3 separate regions of the Homo sapiens genome follow, and all the other regions are linked to region 2. A link is a loop called in an ENCODE intact Hi-C map of the cell type or tissue named here. Cell type or tissue: mammary epithelial cell. All regions are shown on one strand. Links, peaks and the distances in the headings refer to the core of each region. The heading gives the core; the rest is flanking DNA.

What was found. A loop is a pair of places that touch in the nucleus more often than their neighbours do. Peaks named below come from ENCODE experiments on the same cell type or tissue, not always from the same donor. Only the 100,000 strongest peaks of a DNase experiment are listed, where the experiment ranks them.
Region 1: a loop joins it to region 2, with 9 times the contacts of the local background. A loop is called at or near these places in 2 of 110 quality-filtered maps.
Region 3: a loop joins it to region 2, with 9 times the contacts of the local background. A loop is called at or near these places in 22 of 110 quality-filtered maps.

What each region holds. Positions count from the first base shown.
Region 1 is chr11:123,047,309-123,058,054 of GRCh38, forward strand. HSPA8 (heat shock protein family A (Hsp70) member 8) reads right to left here. Exons shown (of 9, transcript NM_006597.6): 9 at 10,181-10,611. The coding sequence ends at 10,426. It also overlaps the pseudogene RPS26P43 and the pseudogene RPL31P47. Among named protein-coding and RNA genes, the nearest start is that of SNORD14E, 5.5 kb to the right of the region's middle. In mammary epithelial cell, for the core only: a CTCF peak has its summit at 7,160 (motif pointing left); no DNase peak of the experiment used is centred there.
Region 2 is chr11:122,574,982-122,585,772 of GRCh38, forward strand. It overlaps the pseudogene RNU6-592P. Among named protein-coding and RNA genes, the nearest start is that of TRK-TTT2-1, 20 kb to the left of the region's middle. In mammary epithelial cell, for the core only: CTCF peaks have their summits at 5,684 (motif pointing right) and 6,253 (motif pointing left); DNase peaks (open chromatin) are centred at 5,740 and 6,440; H3K27ac peaks cover 1,218 bases.
Region 3 is chr11:122,626,764-122,637,554 of GRCh38, forward strand. No RefSeq gene overlaps it. Among named protein-coding and RNA genes, the nearest start is that of UBASH3B, 24 kb to the right of the region's middle. RefSeq lists a silencer at 2,218-2,512. In mammary epithelial cell, for the core only: CTCF peaks have their summits at 2,384 and 6,637; DNase peaks (open chromatin) are centred at 2,368, 5,648 and 5,868; H3K27ac peaks cover 1,979 bases.

The DNA.
Region 1 (10,746 bases), core at 2,747-10,746, 470 kb after region 2:
ACAGATTAATGATGCAGACCTCGCCCTGGCCTCCCCAGCCTAAGCTGGGGAAGGTTCATAGTTGATACCCATTAAAGGGCTTAATGAAATAATTATAATTCACACCCCAGAGCATCTGAGAATCAATACTGGGGAACTTTGAACCACTCTGGGGGTGGCACCCCACTGGCTGCACAGTTCAGCGCAGCAGGCAGAGCTGGTGGAAGTAAATGCAGTTGACACGGAAGTTGCATTAAAAGAGGGCAATAATAGATTAAAAGCTGCCAGGATCCTGGCGACTGGCCGTCGATATCCTTTATTCCCTATCTCGCCCCAATTCTGCCCCCTCTGTGCACTATTAGCCCAAATCGATGGGCTGTCAATTGACATCACTGGCTACAGCATTAATGCAAGCTCACAAAAGAAGCCCGACCCTAGATTATCACTTCTCTCGCTTCCAAATTACAACATAATGCAGGCCGCGGGCAGCTTGTGACATGTTAACACTATACACGATTTGTTGGGATTGGACTAAACATTTCATAGCTAAAGATTTCATCAGAGACTTGATGACAGGAATAAACTGCTGCCCACGGGGAAATCACTGGAAATAATAGAATTAGGCATTGTTTGGGAATCCGGAGGGACGCTGGAGGGACGAGGAAGGATGTCGGGGAGCAGGACCTATAGCTGGTGGCCTGCTGTGGGAGCAGCTTCAGGGAAAGAGATGGCAATTAAAAGGCCTTTTTGTTGGTCCCACTAAAGGACAGGTATTTGGATCTTGTCTAGGGCTTACGTACTTTCTATTTTTGTGCAAAAGCTGGGAAGGGAATTTCTCTTCAGTGATAACAGGGAATATAACTGCTGTGGGTCAAATTGTGTCCTTTCTCCCTGCGGTCCACCCAAATATGTTGAAGTCCTAATCCCCAGAACCTCAGAATGTGACCTTCCTTATTTGGAAATGGGGGTCTCTTACAGAGGTAATCAAGTTATAATGAGGTGCAGTAGGACATGTGTTCCTATAGAAAGGGGAAATTTGGGCTGGGCATGGTGGCTCATGCCTGTAATCCCAGCACTTTGGGAGGCCGAGGCAGGCAGATCGCTTTGAGCTCAGGAGTTTGAGACCAGCCTGAGCAATATGAAGAAACCCAGTGTCTACAAAAAAAAAATGTTTTAAATTAGCCAAGTGAGGTGTCTCACGTCTATAGTCCCAGCTACTTAGGGGGCTGAGACTGGAGAATTGCTTGAGCCTGGGAAGCAGAGGTTGCAGTCAGCCGAGACTGTGCCACTGCACTCCAGCCTGGGCAACAGAGTGAGACCCTGTCTCAAAAAAAGAGGGGAGGGGAGTGGTGGGAATCTGGACACAGAGACAGACAGGTACAGAGAGATGATGTGAAGACACACAGAAAGAAGACAGCCATGTGACTGGAGTGATGCAAGAAACACCTGAAGCTACTAGAAGCTCATAGAGAGGCATTGGACAGTTCCCTCCTTTAAAGGAAGCATGGCCCTACTGACACCTTGATGTCAGGCCTCTAGCCGCCAGTAGATTTCTGTTGTTTTAAGCTACACAGTTGTTGGAACTTTGCTACAGCAACCTTAGGAAACAATACTAATTATTACAATCTAATAGTGATAATAGCCCCCATTTATTGAGCATCTCTGAGAGTCTGGCAAAGACTGGCTAATTTCATCCTCATAACAAAATAATGGTTGAGTATTATAACCCCCATTTCTTTTTTACTTTTTTTTTTTTAGACAGTTTCACTCTTGTTGCCCAGGCTGGAGTGCAGTGGTGCCATCTCCGCTCACCGACCTCCGCCTCCCAGGTTCAAGCGATTCTCCTGCCTCAGCCTCCCAAGAAGCTGGGATTACAGGCATGCACCACCACACCCGGCTAATTTTGTATTTTTAGTAGACACGGGGTTTCTCCATGTTGGTCAGGCTGGTCTTGAATTCCCGACCTCAGGTGAGGTTGGGAGTTGCCTCAGCCTCCCAAAGTGCTGGGATTACAGGCGTGAGCCACCGTGCCCAGACAATTTTAATTTTTTTTATGTACAATTTCTATTTTATTTTTCTCCAGAGAATAATCCATCTTCAGTCTTTTTTTTTTTTTTTTTGAGACGGAGTCTTGCTCTGTTGTCCAGGCTGGAGTACAGTGGCACGATCTCGGCTCACTGCAAGCTCCGCCTCCCGGGTTCACGCCATTCTCCTGCCTCAGCCTCCTGAGTAGCTGGGATTACAGGCGCCTGCCACCATGCCCGGCTGATTTTTTTTTTTTTTTTTTTTTGTATTTTTTTAGTAGAGACAGGGTTTCACCGTGTTAGCCAGGATGGTCTCAATCTCCTGACCTCGTGATCCACCTGCTTCAGCCTCTCAAAGTACTGGGATTACAGGCGTGAGCCACAGTGCCCGGCTCGTCTTCAGTCTTTAAGGACTCAGCTCCTTACATGGGCTTTGGTGGGGGTCATGGGGCAGCACCCACGGGTATAAATGGACCTTGCTGGTGTCATGAGATTAATTCCTGACTACTTTGCTGTGAATTGCACAACTCACACAGTAATGTAGCTTCACATTCAGCTTGGGAAGCACATAGGTATCGAAGACGCTTGCTTCAGAAATGTCCCTGATTGCTGCAGCCTCCACTATGTTTCAAATGACAAATTTTTTTTATTTTTTTTGAGACAGAGTCTCACTCTGTCACCAGGGCTGAGTGCAGTGGCACGATCTTGCCTCACTGCAACCTCTGCCTCCCTAGTTCAAGCGATTCTCCTGCCTCAGCTTCCCGAATAGCTGGGACTACAGGCGCTTGCCACCATGCCCAGCTAATTTTTGTATTTTTAGTAGGGACGGGCTTTCACCATGTTGGCCAGGATGGTCTCAATCTCTTGACCTCGTGATCTGCCCACCTTGGCCTCCCAAAGTGCTGGGATTACAGGTGTGAGCCACCGCGCCTGGCCAAATGATGAATTTCTCAATGGCCTTATCCTTGGGCACGCATCGGGCACAGTTCTTGCAGTGAATAGACTGCACGTGACCGAAGCCCTTCTTGGCAAGACCGTTGTTCCTTCTTTCCTTTCTTTCTTTCTCTTTTTGACATGGAGTCTCGCTCTGTCGCCCAGGCTGGAGTGCAGTGGCGCAATCTTGGCTCACTGGAACCTCCGCCTCCCTCGTTCCAATGATTCTCCTGCCTCAGCCTCCTGAGTAGCTGGGATTACAGGCATGTGCCGCCACACCTGGCTAATTTTTGTATTTTTAGTAGAGTTGGGGTTTCACCATGTTGGCCAGGCTGGTCTTGAACTCCTGACCTCAGGTGATCTGCCTGCCTCAGTTTCCCACAGTGCTGAGATTACAGGCGTGAGCCACCGCGCCCATAAGGCCACAACCCACCTTCTTTTCAGTACAATCTAATCTTTTCCCAGCTCCTAAGGGGACCTGTATCCACTTGGTTTGAGTGACCACAATGTCTCAAATGAAAGTGTAGAAATTTTTAAAAAAATAAAAAACAGGCCAGCACAGTGGCTCACGCCTGTAATCCCAGCACTGTGGGAGGCCAAGATGGGTGGACCGCTTGAGGCCAGGAGTTCGAGACCAGCCTGGCCAACATGGTGAAACCCTGTCGCTACTAAAAATACAAAAAATTTAGCCAGGCATGGTGGCGCATGCCTGTAATCCCAGCTACTCCTGAAGCTGAAGCCGACAATCCTTTGAACTCGGGCAGTGGAGGTTGCAGTGAGCCGAGATGGCGCCACTGCATTCCAGCCTCGGCAACAGAGTGAAACTCTGTCTCAAAAAAACAAAAACAAAAACAAAAACGAAAAGGTCTGGACCCAGCAGAATGGCTCTTGCAGAGAAGGGCGGTGAGAAGGACCATTCTGCCATCAGCGGAGGTGATCATCTGAGACTCCACCATCAACATTTACATGCGTACCCGTGAAGTGGGCTTCAAAAAGGGTGCCCCTTGGGCACTCAGAGAGATCCGGAAATTGGCCATGGAGATGCGGACTCCAGATGTACACATTGATATCAGGCTTAACAAAACTGTCTGGGCCAAAGGAATAAGGAATGTCCCATACTATATCCATATCCATGTGCACAGAAAACATGAGGATGAAGATTCACCAAAAACAGCGCTGTACCTATGTACCTGTTACCACTTTCAAAAATGTATAGACCGTCAACATGGATGAGCGCTAACTGTTGATTATAAAATAAAAGTATAAAACTACCAAAAAAAAAAAAGCCCAGTAAACCCAGCACAGCCATGATTATTCCATTCTTTGAGAGTAAGAATCTTATTTTTTTTTTCTTTTTCCTTCTTTTTTGTGGAGTGGGGGGGCGGACAGAGTCTCACTCCATCGCCCAGGATGGAGTGCAGTGGCACCATCTCAGCTCACTGCAACCTCTGCCTCCCAGGTTCAAGCCATCCTCCCATCTCAGCCTCCCAAGCAGCTAGGACCACAGGCATACGCCACCATGCCCAGCTAATTTTTGTGTTTTAGTAGAGATGAGATTTTGCCATGTTGCCCAGGCTGCTCTTGAATTCCTGGCCTCAAGCAATCCACCCACCTCAGCCTTCAGCTGAGCAATATTGTTCTTCCTCATCCATGTTCCCAATTACAATGGTAGGCCTTTGTCTCTGTCTCTGTCTCGCTTTCTCTTTTCTCCTTGCAGGGGAAACCAGCCCTACGCCTCTTTCTTTTTCAGTTAATATATGTATTTATTGAGATCATACAATTCACCCATCTAAAGTGTGTAATTCAATATTTTTAGTTTACAGAATTGTGCAATCATCACAATTAATTTAGAACAATCTGATCACCCCAAAACAAATATCCCATACCCTTTATCACTCTGTATTTCTCCCCGTTTTTCCCCTCAGCCTATGCAACCATCAATCTTTTTTGTCTTAAAAGATTTCCTATTCTGCACATTTCATATCAATAGAATCATATGTGTTTTTTTATGACTGGGTTCTTTCACTTACCATAATGTTTTTAAGGCTAATCTATGTTGTACCACATATCAGTACTCAATTCCTTTTTTTTTTTTTATTTGAGACAAAGTCTCACTCTGTTGCCCAGGCTGGAGTGCAGTGGTGTGATCTCAGCTCACTGCAACCTCTGCTTCCCGGGTTCAAGCGATTCTTTTGCTTCAGCCTCCGGAGTAGCTGGGATTACAGGCACACACCACCATATCCGGCTAATTTTTGTATTTTTAGTAGAGATGGGGTTTCACCACGTTGCCCAGGCTGGTCTTGAACTCCCGACCGCAGGTGATCCGCCCTCCTCCTCGGCCTCTCAAAGTGCTGGGATTACAGGTGTGAGCCACAGCGCCCAGCCCCATCAGTGTTTTCCAAAATGGCTATACCACCAACAGTGTATGAGGGTCCTAAGTTCTCTACATCCTTGCCAGCTTGATTATACGAGAAATTCCTAATGTACGAGAAATTCTATCTCTGTGATAACTTGCATTTCACTGGTGGCTAATGTTGAGCATCTTTTCATGTGCTTATTAGCTATTTGTTTATCTTCATTGAAGAAGTGTCTATTCAGACATTTTGCCCATTTTAAAAAATGGGTTGTCTTTTTGAGTTATGAGTGTTTTTCATATATTCGGGATAACAGTCCCTTATCAGATATATGATTTATATTTTATCTAGTTTTATGGGTTTGCCTTTCACTTTCTTGATGGTGTCTTTATCTTGGCAACATGGCAAAACCCCATCTCTACACAAAAAAGTACAAAATTAGCTGGCCGTGGTGGCATGCGCTTGTGGTTCCAGTTACTCAGTAAGAGGATCACTTGAGCCCAGGAGGCGGAGGCTGCAGTGAGCTGTGATCATGAAACTGCATCCCAGCTTGAGTGACAGAGCAAGACCCTGTCTAAATAATAATAATAATAAAATAAAATAAATAAAAAATTGAGCTGGCTGCATGCTCTGAATGTTCTGTGCTGTGGCCCAGTGTTCTAGGACAGGCCCCATTGCTCCAGGCAGGCCCTGACAGTCTTATACTGCAGACTAGCTACACTGTCTCTGTTCATCCCACTGACTCCACATAGTGCCCAGATCTCAGGGGCAATGTAAAGACCTTTATTCCGGTCAAGATCTTGGCAATTCTGTTATTGCCAACTTTCCTTTACCCAAATCTGCTCCAGGTTTGATCACTTTCTTCTCATCACATGCAACTCTAATGTTGGCTCCCCACCCTGCAAGGAACAGAGAGTGAGTCTGAGCTCATCCAGCAACCACCCTCCCACTCTTCCAAGAGAGATGATCATGAGCAGACTATTATAAAGCACAAAGGGAGCACATTCTACCCTCTTGGGTACCTGCTCCACCCACCCCTTTTTATTCATTCACTTGACAAATATATGTTGCTTATGTGCCAGACACTGGGAACACAGGTGTGCACACAGGTGCTTCTCCATTCTTGGGTGAGCTTCCTGAGGAATTTAAGCATTTCACCAAAGTGTGTTGAGAAACCCAGAAGCAGTTCAGGGGGATGAGGGAAATAATATGGGGACTTAAACTAGCCAGTGTGGCTCCGGAAAGGCTATATTCTCTGAGCTTTTTCTTCACCTCACCCTCTGTATTCTAAACCTGTCTGTATTACCCATCCCTCCATACCCATTGCCCAAGTATCCTGAGATCTCAACTCAAGCCATTACTCCCACCTAAGCAGGGCACTTGCTCAGTTGAGAATGCTGGGCCGGGCGCAGTGGCTCACACCTGTAATCCCAGCACTTTGGGAGGCTGAAGCGGGTGGATCACCCGAGCTCGGGAGCTCGAGACCAGCCTGACCAACATGGAGAAACCCTGTCTCTACCAAAACCACAAAATTAGCCGGGCATGGTGGCGCATGGCTGTAATCCCAGCTACTCGGGAAGCTGAGGCAGGAGAATTGCTTGAGCCCGGGAGGTGGAGGTTGCAGTGAGCTGAGATCTCATCATCGCACTCCAGCCTGGGCAACAAGAGCGAAATTCCATCTCAAAAAAAAAAAAAAAAAAAGGAGAAAAAGAATGCTTTGCCTGGAAGGTAATTGTGGATATTTAGAGCTGACTTCCTTTTCCTTCTTCATTATTTGCTGTGCTTCCAGCTAGAAAGCACAACAAACAGCACAGACAATGCTACAGCAGCTTCCCCCGGGGTACTCTGATAGTTTTATAAATAGCTACTGCCATCTAGTGGACAAAGATGACTACATCAGTACGTAGACCCACAGATACGGAAACTCTCAGCGTTTCTATTTATGTCCTGCAACCACTTCATCCCACCTTAATGGAATCCAAAAGACCACTTTTCCTTTGAAAGCCTAAAGCCTGGAACATTGTAAGTACTCAATATAGTTTGGACAAAGGATTTTTCACGGGCATTGTCATTTTTTAATTTTATATGTAACAAATATTGTAGTAATATTGTTGGATAATTTTATTATTGTGGCTTTATACTATTGCCTTAGAAGTTTAAGTCTATTAAGGGCCAGGCGTGGTGGCTCATGCTTGTAATCCCAGCACTTTGGGAGGCGGGCAGATTGCCTGAGCTCAGGATACTGAGCCTCGGTACACGATGAAACCCCATCTCTACTAAAACACAAAACATTAGCTGGGTGTGGCAGCGTGCACCTGTAGTCCCAGCTACTCAGGAGACTTAGGCAGAATTGCTTGAGCCCGGGAGGTGGAGGCTGCAGCAAGCTGAGATCACACCACTGCACTCCAGCCTGGGAAACAGAGCAAGACTCCCATCTCCAAAAAAAAAAAAAAAAAAGAAAAATGTCTAATAAGGTCAAGTAGAAACTGAGAGAGCTATAGTAATAAAAATACATTTTAGAATATAACCATATTGCCAAGTTCACCAGAAACCTGCATGTAACTCCTAAACTGGACCTAGAGATTAAGTTTTTTGGCCTGTCTTCCCAATCCAGTAGCGCCCTGTGCAGCAGGGACAGAACCATCTAGGTCATGGAGTTTCCTCTTATAAACTCAAACCTCCTTACAGTAACTTGCAAAAGCAAATTTTGCCACCGTGTAGATTTGTGCATGCACAGCCAGAGCATCCAAACATCCCTCCATTGTAAGGTTATTTGGAGAATCAAATAAGGGGAGAAGCAATTGCCATTAACTCGAAATTCAATGGGAAGTGGTAGACACTGCTGTCCCTATGGTTACCTTCTCTTTCTCTAAGCCTTACCTAACAGCTAATTAGACATTTATAGGGTTTAAACATCTTTACTGGTTTTTTAAACTACTAGCCCACAGCAGAACCCTAATTACAAACAATAGGCCAGGCACAGTGGCTCACACCTGTAATCTCGGCACTTTGGGAGGTCAAGGTGGGGCAAACCATTTTGAGGTCAAAAATTCAAGACCAGCCTGGCAACATGGCAAAACTCCCGCTCTATAGAAAATATGAAAATTAGCTGGGCATGGTGTCCCAGCTAGTCAGGTGGGAGAATGCAAAGGTGGGAGGATGCAAAAGTGGGAGGCAATGTCTGCAGTGAGATCGCACCACTGCACTCCAGCCTAGGTAAGGGAGGCTGGAGGCTCTCAAAAAAAAAAAAAAATCCATTTCCCCAGATTAGACTATGTGATGACATTAAGTGTCCACCTGAGCCTCAGTATCATCTATAAACACATTCTGGTTTATAAATAGATGAAAGTATAATACGAATAACTGAGAAAACCTAGCAAATATTAATTCCCACCTTCCCAGGCCCCAATTCCTTGCTATACATTACACATGTCCAACAAGTTATTATCTGTATAGGGGAAACATTGCCATATTTACTCCTCTAATTTTGTGTTTTGCTAATGAACATTAAGCTAACATTAACCTGAAGTTCAAAAATTTACAGTAACAGCTACCACTGAAAACCTTCCACATATTTTTAAGATTCCACATGAAACGAGATCAAAGTATATTTACCCTTTAGTCTCGTTGAGTCAAGGCATCAAAAAAGTTTGTAGCATCTCAAATACATGGTATGGCCATGTGCAGTGACATACACCTGTAGAGCCAGCTACTTGGAACTAAGGCTGGGTGACCACTTGGACCCAGGAGTTCCAGTCCAGCCTGCACAAGTGATAACACACCCCTATGGAAAACTGAAGCCCAGGTAAGATTCTCACCCAAACAAAAGAAACATGCCAAAAACGTGCATTGCTGTCAGGTGCAGTGACTCACACCTGTAATCCCAGCATTTTGGGAGGCCGAGGCGGGTGCACCACCTGAGGTAGGGAGATCAGCCTGACCAACATGGAGAAACCTCATCTCTACTAAAAAATACAAATTAGCCAGGAATGGTGGCGCATGGCTGTAATCCCAGCTACTTGGGAGGCTGAGGCAGGAGAATCCCTTGAACCCAGGAGACAGGGTTTGCACCATTGCAATGAGATCGTGCTATTGCACTACAGCCTGGGCAACAAGAGTAAAACCCTTCAAAAAAAGAAGTGTGTACTACTTGTCATTTTTTGTAACCTTGGAGAAAATATGGAATGAGAAGTATATCAAATCGTGCTACAAATTCCCACTGAGATACCCAGACATTAGTAGCCCTTCAGTACCAAAGAGAAAAACTGCAGCTCCTCCATGAATTAGCTTTTTGGCATATGCTAAGATTAGCTAGTCCACTGAAATCTGTCACGTACGTAATGACAGGTAACAGCCTGCTCCCCTAGGCTATCACAACTCACTGTTGGGACCTTAATTAACCAGGTGGCAGCTTAGCTCCATCCCCGACCTTCTGAATAATCTTAACTCAGGAAGAAATGGAAGCCCACAGGGCAGTGGCTCATATAAGGGATTGACATTCAGATACCTCTGCCATGTAGCTTAATATTCACTGCCCATTATTTGATTCTGATCTCTAAATTCTTACTCATCTAGCACAACCCTCCAGGAAAGCCTCTGCTCCTAGGCAGGCTTACACACAGAATAAGTTTAGAAAACACCATTAAGTCAGCTTTCTGCCTCTCCAGCCTAAGGACTAAGGTTAGTTTGATCCAGATCCAATTTCTTATGCTCCCCTTCTCAAAGCTCTGAATTCCAAAATGTACCATCCACAATGCTCTGAAGGGCAACTTGCCACCCAGCCCTTGTTAACTCAAGCTTAAGAGGAAGGAGAAAGTAAGAGTCACATAATCACCTAAGCCTACTTCTCCCACCAGCTGGCCTGGGAGATTATTTAAAGACTCAAAGCAATTGTATGGTGCCAATTTTAAATAGTTTTATTTAAGACATTGCATTTTCCACTTACAATACAGTGTTTATAAAGTGCAATGTTATTTCCTTCCCCTGTGCATATGTTCCATATTCAAGTATTGAGAATGCCCAGTAACTTACTATAGCAGCTTAACTTTTTAAAACTGCCACAGAATTTGCTACGAATTTAGGTCCTTCAAATGTTTTAAATGTGTGGAACAATGCTACATCTACACTTGGTTGGCTTAATCAACCTCTTCAATGGTGGGCCCTGAGGAAGCACCACCAGAGGGAGGAGCTCCACCACCAGGAAATCCCCCAGGCATTCCTCCTGGCATGCCTCCTGCACTCTGGTACAGCTTGGTGATGATGGGGTTGCAAACTTTCTCCAGCTCTTTCTGTTGATGTTCAAATTCTTCCTTCTCAGCAGTCTGAGGAAGAGAAAAAGGAATTACTGCAAGTTCTTTTAATGTTAATAACCCTTCTTTCTCCCTGACGCAATCTGATACTAAAAGTCTGGCGCAAACTCTTACAAGAGGGCCACTACCAACATTAAAATAGGGCCT
Region 2 (10,791 bases), core at 1,177-9,176:
AAACCCTGTCTCTACTAAAAAATACAAAAAATTGGCCGGGCGCAGTGGCTCACGCCTGTAATCCCAGCACTTTGGGAGGCCGAGGCGGGTGGATCACGAGGTCAGGAGATCGAAACAATCCTGGCTAACACAGTGAAACCCCGTCTCAACTACAAATACAAAAAATTAGCTGGGCATGGTGGCGGGCACCTGTAGTCCCAGCTACTCGGGAGGCTGAAGCAGGAGGATGGCCTGAACCCAGGAGGTGGAGCTTGCAGTGAGCTGAGATTGTGCCACTGCACTCCAACCTGGGCAACAGAGCGAGACTCCATCTCAAAAAAAAAAAAAAATTATCCAGGTGTGGTGGCATGCACCTGTAGTCATAGCTACTCAGGAGCTTGAGGCAGGAGAATTGCTTGAACCTGGGAGGCGGAGGTTGCAGTGAGCCGAGATCGCGCCATTGCACTCCAGCCTGGGCGACAGAGCAAGACTCCGTCTCAAAAAAAAAAAAAAAACAGGGTTTAATTGGAACACAATTATGCCTGTCTGTTTATTTGCTGCCTATGGCTACTTTCATGCCACAGTGGCAGAGCTAAGGAGCCACCTCAGAGAATGCACAGCCCACAAACCCTAAACAGTGACCATCTGGTTCTTTACAGAAAAGGTTTGCTAATTTCTAGTCTATGCTATGATCTTTCCAATCTTGATGACTACACTTGTTTTTAAAATATTTCTGATACATATTGTAAATGTTTCTCAGTTTGTCACTTCTGATGTTAATTGCTTAATGTCTGTCTATACGTTTTTACTTTTGTGAGATCAGTTCCATCTTTGTGTGCATTTATGATTTGTCCTTCCTTTTATGCTAGAAAGGTCTTACCTGTGTTGATGATAGCAAAATACTCATATTTTCTTCTAATTTTTTTTTTTTTTTTTTAGAGATGGATCTTGCTATGTTGCCCAAGCTGGTCTTGAACTCCTGGCCTCAAGTAATCCTCCTACCTTGGCCTCCCAAAGTGCTGGAATTATAGGCGTAAGCCACCGCATCCAGTCCTTCTAATTTTTTAGTGATTTATTTTCAATCTTTTAACTTTTTAACAATGGGATTTCTATTGGTGAGTGCTATGAATTAAAGACACTTAGCTTTTATTCAAATCATTATTCAATTGTCCTAGCACCATTTGTTGGATATATTTTCCTGACGATTTGAAAAACTGCCATTAAAATACACTGGGTGCCAAGTGCAATGGTACACACTTATAGTCCCAGCTATTCAGGAGGCTAAGGCAGGAAGATCACTTGAGCCCAGGAGTTCAAGGCTGCAGTGAGCTATGATCACAACACTGCCCTCCAGCCTGGGCAATAGAGCAAGTCTCTGTTTCTAAAAAAAATGAAATGAAATACAGTAAGTGCTTTGGGTCTTGCCTGTCTCTGGACTCTCAATTTGTAACCACCTGACGGGTTCTCCTTGCCCACTGTCTAGACAGAGTTGATTTATCAAGACAGGGGAATTACAATAGAGAAAGAGTTAAATTCACTCAGAGCCAGCTGTACAGAAGACCAGAGATTTATTATTGTTCAAATCAGTTTTCCCAAAGACTTGGAGGTTATGGGTTTTTCAAAGATAGTTTGGTGGACAAGGGAGTAGGGTAGGGGGTTGGAGATGAAATCATACGCAATTGAAGCTGTCTTCTTTTGTTGAGTAGGTTCCTGGGTGAGGGCCACAGGACTGGTTGGCAGATCCAGGTTGGCCCATCCAATTGCCAGAAATGCAAAGACCTGAAAAGACATCTCAAAAGGCCAGTCTTAGGTTCTACAATACTTATATTATCTTCAAGAGTAATTGGGGCCAGGTGCTGTGGCTAACACCTGTAATCTCAGCACTTTAGGAAGCCAAGGCAGGTGGATCACTTGAGGCCAAGAGTTCGAGACCAGCCTGGTCAACATGGTGAAACCCATCTCTACCAAAAATACAAAAATTAGCTGGGTGTGGTGGCACATGCCTGTAATCCCAGCTACTGGGGAGGCTGAGGCATAAGAATTGCTTGAACCCGGGAGGCAAAGGTTGCAGTGAGGCAAGATTGTGTCACTGCACTCCAGCCTAGGCAACAGAGCAAGACTCTCTCTCTCAAAAAAAGAAGAGTAATTGGGGAAGTTGCAAATCTTATGACCTCCAGAATAATGGCTGGTACTTATTTAGAATTCAAGCCCCTCTCATCCTAACTTGGTGGCCTTTCATTAGTTTTACAAGAACAGATTAGTTCTGGGGAAGGGCTATTATCATTTAAGCTATAAAACAAGTTTCTCCCAAAGTTAGCTTGAACCACACCCAGGAATGAGCAAAGACAGCCAACCTGTGAGGCTAGAAGCAAGATGGAGTCGGCCATGTCAGATTTCTCTCACTGTCATCATTTTCTCAGTTATAATTTTTCTGCAAAGGCAATTTTATATTCTGTGCCACTATTCTATTTTGGCAGCTCTATATATGTTTTAAATGTAGTAGCATTCGATGTTTTACTACCTGCTTAAGAATTCCCTTCATTGCTTCACTTTTCAAATTATACTTAATATTTTCTTCTGTTTTTTCTGTTAGGTGAAGTTTAGAGGTGCAAAACAATTGTTTGTGCTTTTGATTATCCGTTAATTTTAGAAGAATTGCCATCCAAACATTATATAGTTTTCCAAAGCTAGGCATGTACTAATATAATTAGTGTCCCAATAATCCTATTAGGAAAATATAATTATGAATTTTTTTTTTTTTTTTTTGAGACGGAGTCTTGCTCAGTCTCCCAGGCTGGAGTGTAGTGGCGTGATCTCGGCTCACTGCAAGCTCCGCCTCCCGGGTTCACGCCATTCTCCTGCCTCAGCCTCCCGAGCAGCTGGGACTACAGGCGCCCGCCACTACGCCTGGCTAATTTTTTTGTATTTTTAGTAGAGACTGGGTTTCACCGTGTTAGCCAGGATGGTCTTGATCTCCTGACCTCGTGATCCGCCCGCCTCGGCCTCCCAGAGTGTTGAGATTACAAGCGTGAGCCACCGCGCCTGGCCATGAATTCTTATTTTACAAATGAGGAATCTAAGTTACCACAGTACTACAGTTCGATATCACAGACCCCATGGGTTAAGAGGCACAGATTCCATTAATACTGCTCTCGCTTCAGATGACAGTCACAAGTTCAGTGGTCCCCAGGCCACCCATATACTTCTGACCAACTGAATACAAATTCAGAGGTTCCCACAACCTTCTCAGGTTTGATAACTTACTAGAATCACTCATAAAACTCAGAAATACACTATATTTGTAATTACAGCTTAATTGTAAGTATACAAGTCAGGACCAGTCACATGAAAAGACCGTAGAGTAAGACCTGGAAGGGTCCAGAATGCAGAGCTTTTGCGCCCTCTCCCTGTGGAATTAGGATGTGCTACCTTCCAGCACATAGATGTGTTCACCACCCAGGAAGCTCCACTAAGCCTCAGTGTCCAGAGATTTTATTGGGATTTCCTTACATAGCATGATTGATGGACTCATTGGTGACATGATTAAACTAAATCTCTAGCCCCTCAAATCTCCTCAGAAGAGGTCAAACGGATATCACCCCACTCACAGCTCAAACCCTCTAGTCTCATGTTTGGTCTTTCTGACATGACCAGCTCCCAACCTGAGTCATCTCACTGGCATTAATTTAGGTATGGTCCAAAGGGCTCATGAATAATGAGGACATTTCTATTGCTCAGGAAACCCAAGGATTTAGAATCTTTCTTTTCACAATCAAGTGCAATTGTCAGTCAAATTCTTATAAAAAATGGGCACAAAAAGATTAATTACCTTTCCAAGGTCACATAGTAAATGATTGAGATGGTTTCAAACTCAAAAAATGTGATCCAGAGCTCATATCTTTTTTTTTTTTTTTTTTTTTTTTTTTTTGGAGATGGAGTTTCACTCTTGTCGCCCAGGCTGGAGTGCAGTGGCGCAATCTTGGCTCACTGCAACCTCCGCCTCCCAGGTTCAAGCGATTCTCCTGCCTCAGCCTCCCGAGTAGCTGGATTACAAGCTGGATTACAGGCGTCCGCCACCACGGCTGGCTAATTTTTTGTATTTTTAGGAGACAGGGTTTCACCATGTTGGCCAGGCTGGTCTCAAACTCCTGACCTCGTGATCCACCTGCCTCGGCTTCCCAAAGTGCTGGGATTACAGGCGTGAGTCACCGTGCCCAGCCGTACCTTTTTATTTGTTAAAAAAAAAAAACAAGGAATGCTTCACAAATTTGTGTGTCATCCTTGCACAGGGGCCATGCTAATCTTCTCTGTAGTGTTCCAATTTTAGTATACGTGCTGCTGAAGCACATTATGCACTTTATAAGGACACACATACCAAGTGGTAGGTGCCCAAGCTTAATTTGTACAATCAACAGAGACAACCTAAGAAACACGCAGCCCTCAGGAAAGTGCTGTGATGACGCTGAAATCAGGCAATGGCCTCCCAAGCCAGGAAAAGATGAAACAAATGTGAGAGGCCAGTAAGAATCCGCAAGACTCAGAAAAAAGTGAAATAATGGCAATTTTTAATAAAATATTTGCTTTAAAATGGGCCCTAAAGGCCATTTTGAATACATTGAATACAGTGCTTTAACTCCAAGTCCCTATGCTGAAATATTTCAGAGTTCTCAGATATTTATAAAATATTTGCATGAAGTCTTTTAGACCAGTGGTTCTCAAATATCAATCCTTAGACCACTACCGAAACTTGATAAATTTTTCACCCCTTTATAACAGAATTATAAAAATAAGAAAGATGTAATAATCATTCCATTAAGCTAAATATTCAATTAAAAGGGTTGTCCTTTTTTTCTCTCTCTCAGGGGGAAAAAAAAACAACACTTTCTCGTTCGCTTTTGGAGCTTCCATACACAAGCTCTTTGGAAGTTATTGCCCTTTAGAGGTAAGAGGACGCCAAACATAGATGCAATTTTTTAAAATATTAGCAAAAGAAAAAGCTGGCAACCATGCATTGTCTTTATTTATTTATTCGGGCTGTTAGATATAAGTTCTAAATTTCTCTTCAAAGAATCAATATGTCAGTATGTTCAATTCTTTGCCTTCTACTTTTAAACTTAACTTCCTCGTAAAGCAACCTTTTTCGATTATCTACTCCACCCTGACTCATTCCGATCACCTGCTCCACCCTGACTTATTCAGATTACCTGCTACCTGCTGCTCTCTGACTCATTCTCCGCCCTGCATAACCATTTTTTTTCCCCGCCAAACCACTCACCCCGTTACTCTCTTTAAATTAACCAATCGGAATTAGTTTAGCCTGTGCGGTCTAACCCTAGCCAATAGGGGAAGGACACAGCAGCAGGGGCCACGTGCGACCGGGATAAGAACCCCTTCCCATCCCTTGTCCAAGTGTGCGCTCACCATTGCTCTGTCTGTAAGGGCACACCCTTCTATAGAAGTACCTTGCCTTGCTGAGAATTAAAAGAAAATTTTATATTCGAGTGCTATTTCTTTTGCGGCACCGAAACTTTATATATAACAGGGATTTTATTGGCTTTTTTGCTTGCTAGTTTGATAGTTCTCTCGTTTTGCTTAATAATTCATAAAAATCTTGATCCAGGTGAGGTGTGGAAAAAATTTAAAATGTTAAAATCTTGGGAGCCCTGCAATTCGGTTTGCAAGCTGCAGGTGCCCCTTTGTCCACCAGATGGCAGGGCAGCTCTGCAGGTAACTTCTGGCGCCGTCTGCTGCTGCCTCCGCCTCTGCCTCTGCCCTGGGAAAGCAGCGCCAGTTCATCTTTCAAAGAATACGTCCCTTCTTGTCTTTAGGGTTTTTCCCCCAAAGAATATTTTCAGCAGAAGTATTTTACATCTCAGTCTAGAGATGAACTTCCCCAAGAGTGTTGTGTGTAGGCTTGCCGGTTTTTTTTTAAATTATTATTATTCACTATAAATCTTTATTAATAAAGATTTAACAAGGACCTAACCCAGCAGTTCAGAGGTACAGAAAGTCAATGTGTGGAAAGAAGACGGAACTGATCGGAAATGTTTATTCCTCTCCTAAATCACCACTGACAACGACAACCACACACACACACACACACACACACACACACACACACACACACAGCTGACGCTCAGAATGCGTAGGGACAGAGACACAGGGAGCAGGACAGGAAGCAAAGGGTAGTTATATATGGCCGAGAGGAACATGGTTCCTTAGTAAGTCTGGAAAATACAGTATTGCCACTCAGGAAAAACAAAGAGGCGCGCCATACTGCCACCCAGTGGTGTGAACTGTTTCTTTCCAGACTTAATGCAAACAAAACCCTTCTTTTTATGCTTCTGATGGTGGCTGAGATCTTCCTCTCAAAGAACTACATTACACAGTACTGCTTGCTCCTACCAGTACCTGACACGGGTGTCAGGCCCAACCACGTGCTCGGTGTATTCATAGACCTTAGTCACGGAAGCACAGTCTTGTCCGGATGCACAGCATGTGAGCACTTGCTCTCCAAACTTACCATCTTCCAGCTCCGGTTAATACAGCAGACCATTCATGCGTCTAGGAACCAAAGAATTACCCTAGGGCCCTGCTATTATTTGGGCAAGAGACTCATAATGACCTTACTTGACTGGCTGCATAAAAAGTCCCAAATCTTCCTGCCATTCCTTTCTCGTCTTGGCCTCTGGGCCGGGAGCACAAAGCCTAGGAAAGGACCCAGGGACAGAAAAAGGAAATATCGAGGTACTGTTTTCCCCCTACCTCCTCAGCTTGGCCTAAGGAAATTTTCAGAGTAACTGAGCTAAGCTCCAGCATCCTCTTCTCTTCTGATATGGTTAGACTTTGTGTCCCCAACCAAATCTCATCTTTTTTTTTTTCTTTTCAGCCACTCAGAGAGATATGTATAACCTCTCTCTTTTTTTTATTTTTATTTTACTTTAAGTTCTGGGATACATGTGCAGAACATGCAGGTTTGTTACATAGGTATACATGTGCCATGGTGGTTTGCTGCACCTATCAATCCATCATCTAGGTTTTAAGCCCCGCATGCATTAGGTATTTGTCCTAATGCTCTCCCTCCCCTTGCCCCCCACCTCCTGACAGCCATGGGTGTGTGATGTTCCCCTCCTTGTGTCCATGTATTCTCATTGTTCAGCTCCCACGTATGAGTCAGAAGATGCCCTGTTTGGTTTTCTGTTCCTGTGTTAGTTTGCTGAGAATGATGGTTTCCAGCTTCATTCATGCCCCTGCAAAGGATATGAACTCATTCTTTTTTAAGGCTGTATAGTATTCCATGGTATATATGTGCCACATTTTCTTTATCCAGTCTATCATTGATGGACATTTGGGTTGGTTCCAAGTCTTTGCTATTGCAAATAGTGCTGCAATAAACATACATGTGCATGTGTCTTTATAGTAGAATGATATATAATCCTTTGGGTATATACCCAGTAGTGGGATTGCTGGATCAAAGGGTATTCCTTGTTCCAGACCCTTGAGGAATTGCCACACTGTCTTCCACAATGGTTGAACTAATTTACACTCCCACCAACAGTGTAAAAGCATTTTTGTATCTCCATATCCTCACCAGCATCTGTTGTTTTCTGACTTTTTAATGATCACCATTCTAACTGGCATGAGATGGTATCTCATTGTGGTTTTAATTTACATTTCTCAAATGACCAGTGATGATGAGCTTTTTTTCATATGTTCGTTGGCCGCATAAATGTCTTCTTTTGAGAATTGTCTATTTATATCTTTGCCCACTTTTTGATAGGGTTGTTTGTTTTTTTCTTGTAAATTTGTTTAAGTTCCTTGTAGATTCTGGATATTAGACCTTTGTCAGATGGATAGATTGCAAAAATTTTCTTCCATTCTCTAGGTTGCCTGTTCACTCTGATAATAGTTTCTTTTGCTGTACAGAAGGTCTTTAGTTATATTAGATCCCATATGTCAATTTTGGCTTCTGTTCCAATTGCTTTTGGTGTTTTTGTCATGAAGTCTTTGCCCATGCCTATGTCCTGAATGGTATTGCCTAGGTTTTCTTCTAGGGTTTTTATGGTTTTAGGTTTTACATTTTAGTCTTTAATCCATCTTGAGTTAACTTTTGTATAAGGTGTAAGGAAGGGGTCCAGTTTCAGTTTTCTGCATATAGCTAGCCAGTTTTCCCAGCACCATTTATTAAATAGGTGCTGGGAAAACACCTATTAAATTATTTCACCATTGCTTGTTTTTGTCAGGTTTGTCAAAGATCAGATGGTTGTAGATGTGTGGTGTTATTTCTGAGGCTTCTATTCTATTCCATTGATGTATATATCTGTTTTGGTACCAGTACCATGCTGTTTTGGTTACTATAGCCTTGTAGTATAGTTTGAAGTCAGGTAGGGTGATGCCTCCAGCTTTGTTCTTTTTGCTTAGGATTGTCTTGGCTATTTGGGCTCTTTTTTGGTTCCATATGAAATGTAAAGTAGTTTTTTCTAATTCTGTGAAAAAAAAAGTCAATGGTAGCTTGATGAGAATAGCAATGAATCTATAAATTACTTTGGGATGTATGGTAATTTTCATGATACTGATTCTTCTTATCCATGAGCATGGAATGGTTTTCCATTTGTTTGTGTCCTCTCTTATTTCTTTGAGCAGTGGTTTGTAGTTCTCCTTGAAGAGGTCCTTCACGTCCCTTGTAAGTTGTATTCCTAGGTATTTTATTCTCTTTGTAGCAATTGTGAATGGGAGTTCACTCATACCAAATCTCATCTTGAATTGTAGTCCCCATGATTCTTACATGTCAAGGGAGAGACCACGTGGAGGTAATTGGATCATGGGGGCAGTTTCCCCCATGCTGTTCTTGTGATAGTGAGTTCTCATGAGATCTGATGTCTTTGTCAGTGTTTGGTAGTTCCTCCTGCACTCATTCTCCTTCCTGCCGCCTTGTGAAGAAGGTGCCTTGCTTCCCTTTCCCTTCCACCATGATTGTAAGTTTCCTGAGGCCTCCCCAGCCATGCTGAACTATGAGTCAGTTAAACCTCTTTGCTTTATAAATTACCCAGTCTCAGGCAGTTCTTTATCAGTGTGAAAATGGTCTAATACACCTTCCTCTTGTGTTTTTCTTCTGCTTCCCAGAGCACCTCTCTTCTAAACTGGGGAATTTGACAATCCTGAGTTCAAATTCAGATGAACTCCCCCGATAGCTGGGTGACATTATACATGATGAGATTTCTTGACCTGATTTCTCATCTTTAACATGAAGATACTAGAACCTCACCAGTGCCTCTTGAGGGGCTTCATCCTCTCAAGTCTAATCTTTTCATAAAAAATACCCCCATACTTCCAAATTGCATGCTCCATTCCTGCATTCCAATCAAAACTCACTTTTCTTCAATACCAGGCTATGTCAGTTTTCAAGAAAGCTAGTTCATTGAATTAATTTACAGTAATATGAAAATGATTAATAACAGCATCTTCTTCCTAGGGTCATATAATCCCATCACAATTGTAGAACTACCACCAGGCATGGTGGCTCACACCTGTAATCCCAGCACTTTGGGAAACCAAGGCGGGTGGATCACCTGAGGTCAGGAGTTTGAGACCAGCCTGGCCAACATGGTGAAACCCTGTCTCTACTAAAACAATACAAAAATTAGCTGGGCGTGGTAGCAGGCAGCTGTAATCCCAGCTACTCAGGAGGCTGAGGTAGGAGAATCACTTGAACCTGGGAGGCAGAAGTCGCAGTGAGCCGAGATCGAGCCATTGCACTCCAGCCTGGGTGACAAGAGCAAAAGTCCATCTCAAAAAAAAAAAAAAAGAATTGTACAACTACTGAACGTTAGAAGGGGGTGGCCCATACAGGTTATCTTGTTCCAATCCCATATTCTCCAGATGACTCATCTGAAGCCTGAAGACACTAAGCAGATGGCCCGAGCCACAGAGGATTTCACAGAAGGGCCCGGATGAGAAGAGGACAGATGCAGGGTACTGATCACTGCACTAGAATATGTGCAACCTTCCACGCTGCCTTGGGGATTCTATTCCTGCCTATTGTCCTTGGCTTCTTCCCCTTGTCCACTTCTGAACCCATAAGCACGAATTTCCTCTCCTCTCCCCATTCCTAATTATCCCCATCTCACGTGGGTGGCAGAAAGTCTTCACATTTTCCAGGCTTCATGGCTTAGAACTCCTTAGGGAATGGTACCAGTCTCTATATCCAGGATAAGTAGGTATGCAGTTATTTTGTAAGACCAGGACATTTGTGGAAGAGAGAAACCACGTGAGCAAAGGCAGGCAGGTGTGGAGTATGCACACCAGTGAATCTAAGACTGTGCAAACTGTATGAATAACAAATGAAAGGAAACAGAGCAGGCCTAAGTTTCAAGTGTGAGAATGGCAAACAACCTGTTACCTATATCAACAGTTCATTCTTTTCTCTTGCTGAGTAATATTCCATTGTATGCATGCACTACGGTTTATCTATAAACCTGTTGAAGAATATGTGGGTAGTTTCCAAGGTTTGCCTATTACAAATAAAATTACTATAAATATTTGTGTACTGGATTTGTGTACACATTTTAATTTTTCTAGGGTAAATATCCAGGAGTGAGAATTATGGGGCATATGGCGAGTGTATAATGATTTACAAGAAATTTTCAAGACAGGGCACAGTGGCTCATGCCTGTAATCTCAGCACTGAGAAAAAGAGGCAGGAGGAAGGCTTGAGGCCAGAAGATCAAGATCAGCCTGGGAAACACAGCGAGATCCCTTCTCTATAAAAAAGTTAAAATTAAAGTTAAATAATTTTCCAAACTTTTTCCAGAG
Region 3 (10,791 bases), core at 1,679-9,678, 52 kb after region 2:
TGGAACAGAGGGGAAAGAGGAATTGGCAACATCCCCTCATAGTCCCGTACCTCCACCAAGGTGAGACTCTGAAGCCAATTGACTTATTAAGGTTCATTCCCTGAGAAGTAAGAATAGAGAACCATTCAAAGCTAGTGTCAGTTTTGTTTGTTTGTTTGTTTGTTTTGAGATGGAGTCTCACTCTGTCACCCAGGCTGGAGTGCAGTGTCATGATCTCAGCTCACTGCAACCTCCACCTCCCAGGTTCAAACAATCCTCTTGCCTCAGCCTCCCAAGTAGCTGGGATTACAGGCATGCACCACTGCAGCCAGCTAATTTTTGTATTTTTAGTAGAGACGGGGTTTCACCATGTTGGCCAGGCTGGACTCGAACTCATGACCTCAGGTGATCCACCTGCCTTGGCCTCCCAAAGTGCTGGGATTCCAGGCACGCGCCACCAGGCCCAGCCTAGTGTCATCCTTTTGTGATGTTGCCAGGCCCTTCCACCGAAACAGAAAATAAAAGTCCCAAAGGCTTTTTAGTATTATAACAAGGACACCTGTTTAAAAACAGTCACAGGCCGGGCACGGTGGCTCCCGCCTGTAATCCCAGCACTTTGGGAGACTGAGGCGGGCAGATCACAAGGTCAGGAGATCGAGACTATCCTGGCCAACATGGTGAAACCCCGTCTCTACTAAAATACAAAAAATTAGCCAGGTGTGATGGCACATTAGCCAGGTGTGATGCACTACAGGCACAGCTGGCCTGTAGTCCCAGCTACTCGGGAAGCTGAGGCAGGGGAATCGCTTGAACCCGGGAGGCAGAGGTTGCAGTGAGCCGAGATAGCACCTCTGCACTCCAGCCTGGCAACAGAGCAAGACTCCGTCTCAAAAAAAAAACAAAAAACAAAAAAACAAAAAATAGTCACAGAGCCTTGCTAATGGGGAGAATATCCTTTCCCAGGTATGGATTTGGATCGTATAGTCTCTAGGAAATACCTAATGTTTGTCTCAGAGATGTGTTATTATTTAACAGGTCAACCAGTAAAGGAATCAGCTGTAACAATTCTACCTGTTGGGAAGATTGGAAATAAATTGGCTCCCAACATTCACAACCAGTCATAACACCCAAGCTCATCCTCTCTGCGGAATATGCGATGCAGACAGACTCCCTACCCATCTGGCAGAAGTCCAGAGTGACACAGAGATTGCAGGACTAAGGAAAGAGCCAAGGAGTGAGACTCCCTTCTCTGTAATGGACTGGGCTTTCCCTAATGGATCTTAGAACGGTGCCTTTAAAGTTGCACACCCATCAGCTGGTTCTAATCCTGGGCACAATGACAGATCACAGCACCAGAATTCATAATGGACCCAAAGAAAATAGCAATATTTGTTTTCTAAACTCAATAACGGGCTGGGTGGGGTAGCTCACCCCTGGAATCCTAGCACTTTGGGAGGCTGAGGCAGGTGGATCATTTGAGGTCAGGAGTTTGAGACCAGCCTGGCCAACATGATGAACCCATCTCTACTAAAAATACATAAATTAGCTGGGTGGTGCCGGCAAGCACCTGTAATCCCAACTACTAGGGAGGCTGAGACAGAAGAATCACTTGAACCCAGGAGGCAGATGTTGTGCTGAGCTGAGATCACGCCACTGCACTCCAGCCTGGGCGACAGAGCTAGACTGTCTCAAAAAATTCAAAAATAATAAAAAATAAACACAACAAAGGGCCAAAAAGAAAAATCAGGGCCCAATAAAACACTTCTGACTTTTCTGCATCACTTAGCACAGTCCTTTGAATATAATATATAGGCAATAAATATTTGCTATCAGTTTCAACTAAATAGCTTCCACTATCATTGAACATTAGTTTATCTGGTTTCATCCTTACAGCAGACTTCCTCAGTTAAAAGTCATGAAAAACTATTTAAAAATGTAAGCATCATTAAAATTTCACCCCATGGCATTCAACTCCCCGAGGTCAACAGTGGCAGTATTTTTCATCTGCTCAAGTACAAATCAGCTCTTAGATCATCAGATGGCTGCTGCAGGCCCGGGCTCTTCTTTTCCAAAATAGTTGTTGCACTGTGATTGGAATAAGCACAGTGGCTGCTGTTGGAAGGGGAGGGATGCAGGGAAAAGCTGTGAGGAGGCTTTGTGGGTTGGCAGATGCTACGATTTTCCTCTCGGTGCAGCAGTTGTGTTGAGCTATATGTTTTTGCATAGACACATTCCTTTGGCAAACAGACTGTTCTTTTTCATTTCTGCTTCCAACAGACTGGTGGCATCCTGTGCAGTAAGAGGGAGGCAGGAGGAGGTTCCTCCTCCTCCAGGAGGGCGAACCCAAGGCTGGCTACTCTCATCAGAGCCAGCCCTAGGGATGCAGGCCCCAGGGAAAGCCACAAGGGGTCGTTTCTGTGCAAGGGTGAAATCTGGTTTGAGAGACAAAATACCATTGTTAGTGGATGGGCAAGAAGGAAGCTGGAGATGGCGACTGGCGTTGTGAAAAGGAGAAATTACTTGTAAATTGACTGAGCCATCTCAGCAACACACAACTCCTGGGTCTTTTTCAACAGGTGAAAATTAACTGCTCTCTTGCAACCTTGTGACCAGATTGAAATGAAAATAAGCCCCGAGTCAAATATGTACAAAAAGTTATTAAACAAGCACTTCTTTGCAAACTGGCAAAGAACAATACATATAACCAGTTCTTTCTTTCTTTCTTTGTTTTTTGTTTTTGTTTCTGTTCTGGTTTTGAGACCGAGTCTCACTCTATTGCCCAGGCTGGAGTTCAGCGGCACAATCTGGGCTCACTGCAACCTCTGCCTCCTGAGTTCAAGCAATTCTCCTGCCTCATCCTTCCGAGTAGCTGGGATTACAGGTGCGCGCCACCACGACTGGCTAATTTTTGTGTTTTTAGTAGAGACAGGGTTTCACCATGTTGGCCAGGCTGGTCTCGAACTCCTGGCTTCAGGCGATCCACCCGCCTTGGCCTGCCAAAGTGCTGGGATTACAGGTGTGAGCCACCACGCCTGGCCCTTTTTTTTTTTTCTTTTTGAGACAGGGCAGGCAGAGATAATAACAGGGTCATAGCCAAGAACTGTGGGAATCACCACTATTTGGTCACCCAGTTGGTGTTGCTGACACATAGTCTCCCAAGGAGACTGGCAGTGGGAAAGTCTCCCTTCCTGGTGTGAGCCAGCCCCCAGGGAAAGAATGTTTTCTGTAAATACTGTTCTCACACATCCCCACTCCCAAAACACACACACACACACACACACACACACACACACACACACACCACTCCGTCGACACTACCTGAACACCTTCACCTGCACTATGATGAAGAGCAGTGACCTCAATCCTCAGTCCCCCACTGAGATGATGGTTTCCACCCATGTGGACCCAGGAGCAGGCAGAAAGGTGGGAAGGTAATGCCAGTCAGCCAGGGATTTGGACTTTGCTGCATGATGCTGAATCTTTCACCTTTTATTCTTTCGTGTGGTATAAACTTAGAAAGAAGGTTGGTTTGTTTTTTCATGAACTAGTCAGACAATTGACAATGTGATGTATCATTTAGATTTCCCAATACTCAACTGCCCCCCAGCAGAAGGTCATTGTGTCTACTCCAGGCTTTTTGAAACAATTTTTGTATTGAAGGCATCAGAAGCACCTGAAACTTGAGATGTTAAAATCACTGTCTGTAGGCAGTCCTTAAGGTATTGTGGTGATTTGTACTGTGTCAGCTCAGCTCAGCTGGAACTACGTTTCCAGGAATCTCCTCTCTATATGGTCCTGGATTACGGTCGGCCTCTAAGGAAATGTGCAGGCAATGTGGAAGCTGAAAGGGGCACAGCAGGAATTACCTAGGAGGGCTGGGTGAGACTTCGGGTGACGCCCCACTTGGCAGGTCATTGCTCATGGGGATGGGAGGGTCATCTCTTCAGCACGGGACTGTCTCAGGACAGGATCATGTTTGTAGTTCCTCCAAGTCCTGCTGGATCTCCCACTTCAAGTTCTACAAGTCCTCCGCCAGGCCTGTCTGCAGTTTTATGGCAAAGAGCACCAGCCTCTACCCATGTCATTGGGATTAGTGGCAGTGGGAGGTAGATGTGGATTCTATGTTGTCCCTAAGAGTAGCCTCCAAGGCCGGGCATGGTGGCTCATGCCTGTAATCCCAGCATTTTGGGAGGCCAAGGCGGGTAGATCACCTGCGGTCAGGAGTTCGAGACCAGCCTGACCAACATGGCGAAACCCCGTCTCTACTAAATACAAAAAATTAGCCAGGAGTGGCAGCACATGCCTGTAATCCCAGCTACTTGAGAGGCTGAGGCAGGAGAATTGTTTGAACCTGGGAGGCAGAGGTTGCAGTGAGCCAAGACCGCACCGTTGCACTCCAGCCTGGGCAAAAAGAGAGAAACTCTGTCTCAAAAAAAAAAAAAAAAATTATATCATGAGTGAACTGAAGTTTTTATCATAGAAAAATCAGATTCAGATTCAAAAGTTTTCCTTCTTTTTTTTTTTTTTTTTTTTGATATGGAGTCTCGCAGTGTTACCCAGCCTATAGTGCAGTGGCTATTCACAAGCATGATCATAGCTCACTCCAGCCTCAAACTCCTGTGCTCAAGCAATCCCCTTGGCTCAGCCTCCCAAGTAGCTGGGAACATAGGCACATGTCACCATGTCTGGTTCAAGAGCTATCTTGAATCTACAAAGAGCTTGAATATGTGCTGGGCTGTCGTGTAGAAAGCAGGTTTAAAAGAGTTTTCAATTCCTCCAATGCATAGGTTTTAGATCTAAAGGGACAAAAACTGTAACCCCATACAAAGATTTCTGGGCCAGGCACAGTGGCTCGTGCCTGTAATCCCAGCACTTTGGGAGGCCAAGGCAGGAGGATCACTTGAGGCCAGGAGTTTGAGACCAGCCTGGGCAACATACTGAAACCCTGTCTCTAGTCACAAAAAAAAAAAAAAAAATAAGATTTCTGTCTGAAATAGCTGCCTTGATAAGTGTTGCATTCCCCAGAACTACAGTTGCTCTGGCAAATGGGGAATGACCTTTGGCAGGGTTGTTGTCAGCAAGTTCAGTCCTGGGCTGGATGCTTGCAAATTAAAATTCTAGTCGGCTTTGTTCTATTACTTACTGTGAATATTATCAAAGATGTACTGATCCTCTCGAGAGCATCATGGTGGGTTAAAAAGAGGAAAAAGGGGGTACAAAGAAGTAGAGAACCAAATTTCTTTCTTTGAAATATTTCCAGTATCCTCAGGCAAACAAGATACACAATTCAACTTAATACAATAAATATTTACCAAAGCTGACTTTGTGGTCAAGCCTAGGCTTGTTGGTAAAAATTCAAAGAGGAATTGAGACAGCCCCAAGAATCCTGGAAAGGTATATATTAGAACAAGTAGTATAAACAACAAGATGGTGTATGCTAAGGGTTCAATGAATTTTTGCACTGCACGTCCCATATGAATTCAGAGGAAGGAGAAATCCTTTATGTTGAGCAGAAGCATGATTACGTATAATCAGTAGTGCCTTAGCAAATACTTTGTACACACAACTTGCCCTACTAATTGCAATAAAATGTGTTTATATCTTGACCTGAGGACTTGCTACAAGCAGGGTCGTAGGACAGAAGCAGCAAGCAGGCACTTGCCAGACTTCAACCGCAAGAAGAAAAGCCAAGACCTTCAAAGCCTTCCGGAGCGGGGACAGTAAAGGAAGGAAGACAGGGAAACAGGATATAAGCAAAGGGGTCCTCTACTGGGCATAATGATGGGTTAAAATGATACTTTGACTAATTTGTCATTTTTTAAAATTTTGCTTTGTCATTATGTAGGAAGCTTAACAATTACTCAATCCTTTGATAAGTTCACAGCACATCCAATTTGCCTGGATTACATCTTTACTCACTTTTCAAGAATTTCTGGGCCAGACGCAGTGGCTCACGCCTGTAATCCCAGCACTTTGGGATGCCGAGGCGAGCAGATCACCTGAGGTCAGGAATTTGAGACCAGCCTGGCCAACATGGCAAAACCTCGTCTCTACTAAAAATACAAAAATTAGTCAGGCATGGTGTCAGGTGCCTGTAGTCCCAGCTACTCGAGAGGCTGAGGCAGGAGAATCGCTTGAACATGGGAGGTAGAGGTTGCAATGAGCTGAGATCTTGTCACTACACTCCAGCCTGGGCGATGGAGCAAGACTCCATCTCTAAAATAAAATAAAATAAATAAAAATAAAAAAGAATTCTGTCTTCCTTAGAAAAAGAAGTGAATAGGAAAGGAAGTACATTTTTTAAGACTCTACATCGGACACTTTATATACATTATCCTATTTTCTCTTGAAAATGAGTATTATTATCACCTCTACTTAATCAATGCAGAAACTAATACACAAAAGTGTAATTAACTTGCCCCAGGTAATATCGCTGAGAAATAACAGTTCGAACTCAGATCCATCTGGCTACAAAGCACGTGGTTTTAAACGACCCTACACTGATTTCCCATTGTCTTCTGTATGTACACCTAGCTATTGATGGTGATGATGATGGTGATGAGGAGAATATTGATTGCAATATGCTGATTAACTCAATTACAGAATCAGGTTCTCATGGTTCTAGAACAGAAGCAAGACAATGTTAACAACCAACACAAGAGGGACCTGTAACACCAGACTATAGGGAAATAGAGAGTTTCTAAAGCCAGCCGGCCCATGCCTGAATCCCAGGAGAGAAGCAGTCCTCGCAACACTGTTGCTGCTTCCAATACAGAGAGTTCAATATTGCATTTTAATCCGTAACTGATCCTCTGATTAATTTTAAAAATTTATTTTTATTTTTATTTTTTTTAGAGACAGGGACTTGCTGTATCACCCAGGCTGGAATACAGGGACGTGATCACAGCTCACTGCAACCTCAACATCCTGGACTCGTGCAATCCTCCCACCTCAGCCTCCTGAGTAGCTGGGACTACAGGTGTGTCACCAAGCCTGGCTAATTTTTTAAGTTGTCTGTAGAATCGGGGTCTTGCTATATTCCCCAAGCTAACCTGGAACTACTAGCCTCAAGTGATTCTCCCACCTCAGCCACCCAAAGTGCTGGGATTACAGGCGCGAGACACCACATCCAGCCATTTCATTAAATTTAAATGAGTCTGTTAATAAGACATTAAGAGGCTGGGCGAGGTGGCCCTTGCCTGTAATCCCAGCACTTTGGGAGGCTGAGGGGGGCAGATCACTTGAGGCCAGCGGTTCGAGACCAGCCTGGCCAACATGGAGAAACCCCATCTCTACTAAAAATTAAATAATTAGCCTGGCATGGTGGTGGGCACCTGTAATCCCAGCTACTCAGGAGGCTGAGGCAGGAGAATCGTTTGAACCTGGGAGGTGGAGGTTGCAGTGAGCCGAGATCGTGCCACTGAACTCCAGCCTGGGTGACAGAGTGAGACTTTGTCTCAAAAAAAAAAAAAAAGACTTTAAGATGGAATTTTGCATGGATTTCAACAAAACTACATGTGGCTTCATCATATGTGACTTTGTTTATTTTTATTTTATTTCATTTAGATTTATTTATTATCTAGATTAAATACAGAAACAATTTTTATGAAAAAACATTTTTAAGTAAACAATCCAAGGCATCTATTTTGAATGGAAACAAGGAATTTTCAAATTTAATCCCAATAACAAATCCAGCATTCTCATTAAAGAAAAGATAGTCAAATAAGGTCACTATGCTCCTGGCTGAACTGTGTGTTTTCAGGAGTGGGAGCGAGTGAGAGAGGGAGAGGATCAAATATAAAAAATCCAGAAAAGAGAGGGGAAATAGAATGAGAAACAGATGGTCTCAGATTTCCAAACCGGAACATTTTTTTTCTTTTTGGGGGTTGGTTAGTTACCATTTGTAATCTGAACCAAAAAGAGGAGGCAGTTACAATTGCCTTTTAGTGACAACTCACACAGCTGGTGGTGGCTGGAAGTCAGGCCAGCAACTTCCTGGATGCAGGGTAAGGCGAGCTCCAGGCCCTTTGCCCCACCCCACACGCGGTGCCGGCTACTGTTCCTACCGCTCCTGGTGCCTTCCAGTTTAGGGCTTGGTTCAGGCTGACTGAGAGTATCTCTGGTCCCACGGAGCCAGCCTTGGTTTGGGCCCTGTGTGTGGTTTGTTGTTGTTGTTGTTGTTGTTGTTGTATTGTTTTTTGTTTTTTGAGACAGAGTCTCCCTCTGTTGCCCAGGCTGGAGTGCAGCGGCGCGATCTCAGCTCACTGCAACCTCCACCTCCCAGGTTCAAGCGATTCTCCTGCCTCAGCCTCCCTAGTAGCTGGGATTACAGGCACGCACCACCACACCCGGCTAATTTTTGTATTTTTAGTAGAGACAGGGTTTCACCATGTTGGCCAGGCTGGTCTCGAACTCCCAACCTCAAGTGATCCACTCACCTTGGCTTCCCAAAGTGCTGGGATTACAGGTGTGAGCCACCGTGCCCAGCCCTGTGTGTGGTTTTTATACTCAGCCCTATCTATAGTGTGCTGAGCACAGAGGCCCCCGGTCCAGGGTGGAGTAGGGTATATGGTGTGTCTTTGGTTCGAAAGAGAAGCGTTTACATCTGTCAAGTCCCACTTCCATATTTCCAGTTTGCTGCCATGACACTTTCTTCAACATATCCGAAATAAATTTAGCAAACTCCTCTCTTCCTGTCCTAAATAAGCTTCTCTTCTTGAATAACCAGTTTCTGAGAATGGCATTACCATTTTCTTAGTCCTGTAGACTCAAACATTTCTCCTTAATGTCCCATATCTAAGTTGTCTCAATCTTCTAGAAAGGGTGGATTTACTTCCAAAATATCTCTTTTACCTAATTTTTCATTTTTAACTGTACTGCCAACATCCTATTCAAACAATTTCTCAACATCAAAAGTCAGTCCTTCTATATCCCCAAAAACGTGCTGATGTTTTCCTTCAGAAATGGATACCATTTTAAAGTGAAAAAAAAAAGCCTGGGTGAAGTGGCTCACACACATAATCCCAACACTTTGGGAGGTTGAGGGCACAGGATCCCTTGAGACCAGCCTGGGCAAAATAGAGAGATCCCACCTCTGTTAAATAGATAAATAAAGGGGGAAACATTCTGTAGCCCTTCAGTGTTGATGTAGCTCATTTTGTATTATGATATTATTTAAAAATATACAAAGGCCAGGTGCAGTGGCTCACGCCTGTAATCCCAGCATTTTGGGAAGCCAAGGTGGGTGAATCACCTGAGGTCGGGAGCTCGAGATCAGCCTGGCCAACTGGTGAAACCCCATCTCTACTAAAAATACAAAAATTAGCTAGGCATGGTGGCAAGTGCCTGTTATCCTCGCCACTTGGGAGGCTGAGGCAGGAGAATCACTTGAACCCGGGAGGCAGACGTTGCAGTGAGCCGAGATCGTGCCACTGCACTCCAGCCTGGGCGACAGAGTGAAACTCTGTCTCAAAAAAAAAAAAAAAAAAAAGGCTGGGTGCGGTGGCACGCCTGTAATCCTAGCACTTTGGGAGGCCGAGGCAGGCAGATCATGAGGTCAGGAGTTTGAGACCAGCCTGACCAACACAGTGAAACCCCGTCTCTACTAAAAATACAAAAAATTAACCGGGCGTGGTCATGGGCACCTGTAATCCCAGCTACCCGGGAGGCTGAGGTAGGAGAAATGCTTGAACCTGGGAGGTGGAGGTTGCAGTGAGCCAAGATCGCGTCATTGCACTCCAGCCTGGGCGACAGTGCAAGACTCCATCTCAAAAAAAATAAATAAAAAGAAAAATAAATAATAATAATAATAAAAAGGCTGGGTGCAGTGGTTCACGCCTGTAATCCCAGCACTTTGGGAGGCCGAGGCAGGCGGATCACAAGGTCAGGAGTTCGAGGCCAGCCTAGCCAATATGGTGAAGCCCCGTCTCTACTAAAAATATCAAAAATTAGCCTGGGGTGGTGGCAGGTGCCTGTAATCCCAGCTACTCAGGGGCTGAGGCAGGAGAATCGTTTGAACCCAGGAGGCAGAGGTTGCACTAAGCCAAGATCATGCCACTGCACTCCAGCTGGGCAGCAGAGGGAAATTCCATCTCAAAAAAAAAAAAAAGAAAGAAAATTTAAAAAAAGTAAAAGAAAAATTAAGCATACACAAAAGTGAGGCAAATGGCACCATGAATCTCTTTGTACCCTTCACCAAGCTATAGCAACAATCAGTTCCTGGACAATCCTCCTTCATCTGTATCCTCAGCCACTTCTCTCTAGTCACTACCCCACTGGACTATCTTGAAGCAAATCCCAGATTCCATGTTAGCTCATATACAAATATTTCAGCATGTGTCTCTAAAAAATAAGAAGTCCATTTAAATCACAATCACGATACCATTTTTTTTGAGATGGAGTCTTGCTCTGTCACCCAGGCTGGAGTGCAGTGTTGTGATCTCAGCTCACTGCAACCTCTGCCTGCTGGCTTCAAGTAATTCCTGCCTCAGCCTCCCAAGTAGCTGGGATTATAGGCATGTGCCACAACACCCGGCTAATTTTTTTATTTATTTTCTTGTATTTTTAGTAGAGACGAGATTTTACATGTTGGTCAGGCTGGTCTTGAACTCCTGACCTCAAGTGATCCAACTGTCTTGGCCTCCCAAAGTGCTGGGATTACAGGCATGAACCATTGCACCCGGCCCCACAAAATGCTATTTAAAGTGGACTGACTTCTGGATAGTTTAGCTCACATTTGTTCTACTGGGCTCCAGGTCATAGAGTGAGTTTTCCAATTCTGTCCTTTTATCTGGGAGAAAGGAAAGCACTACC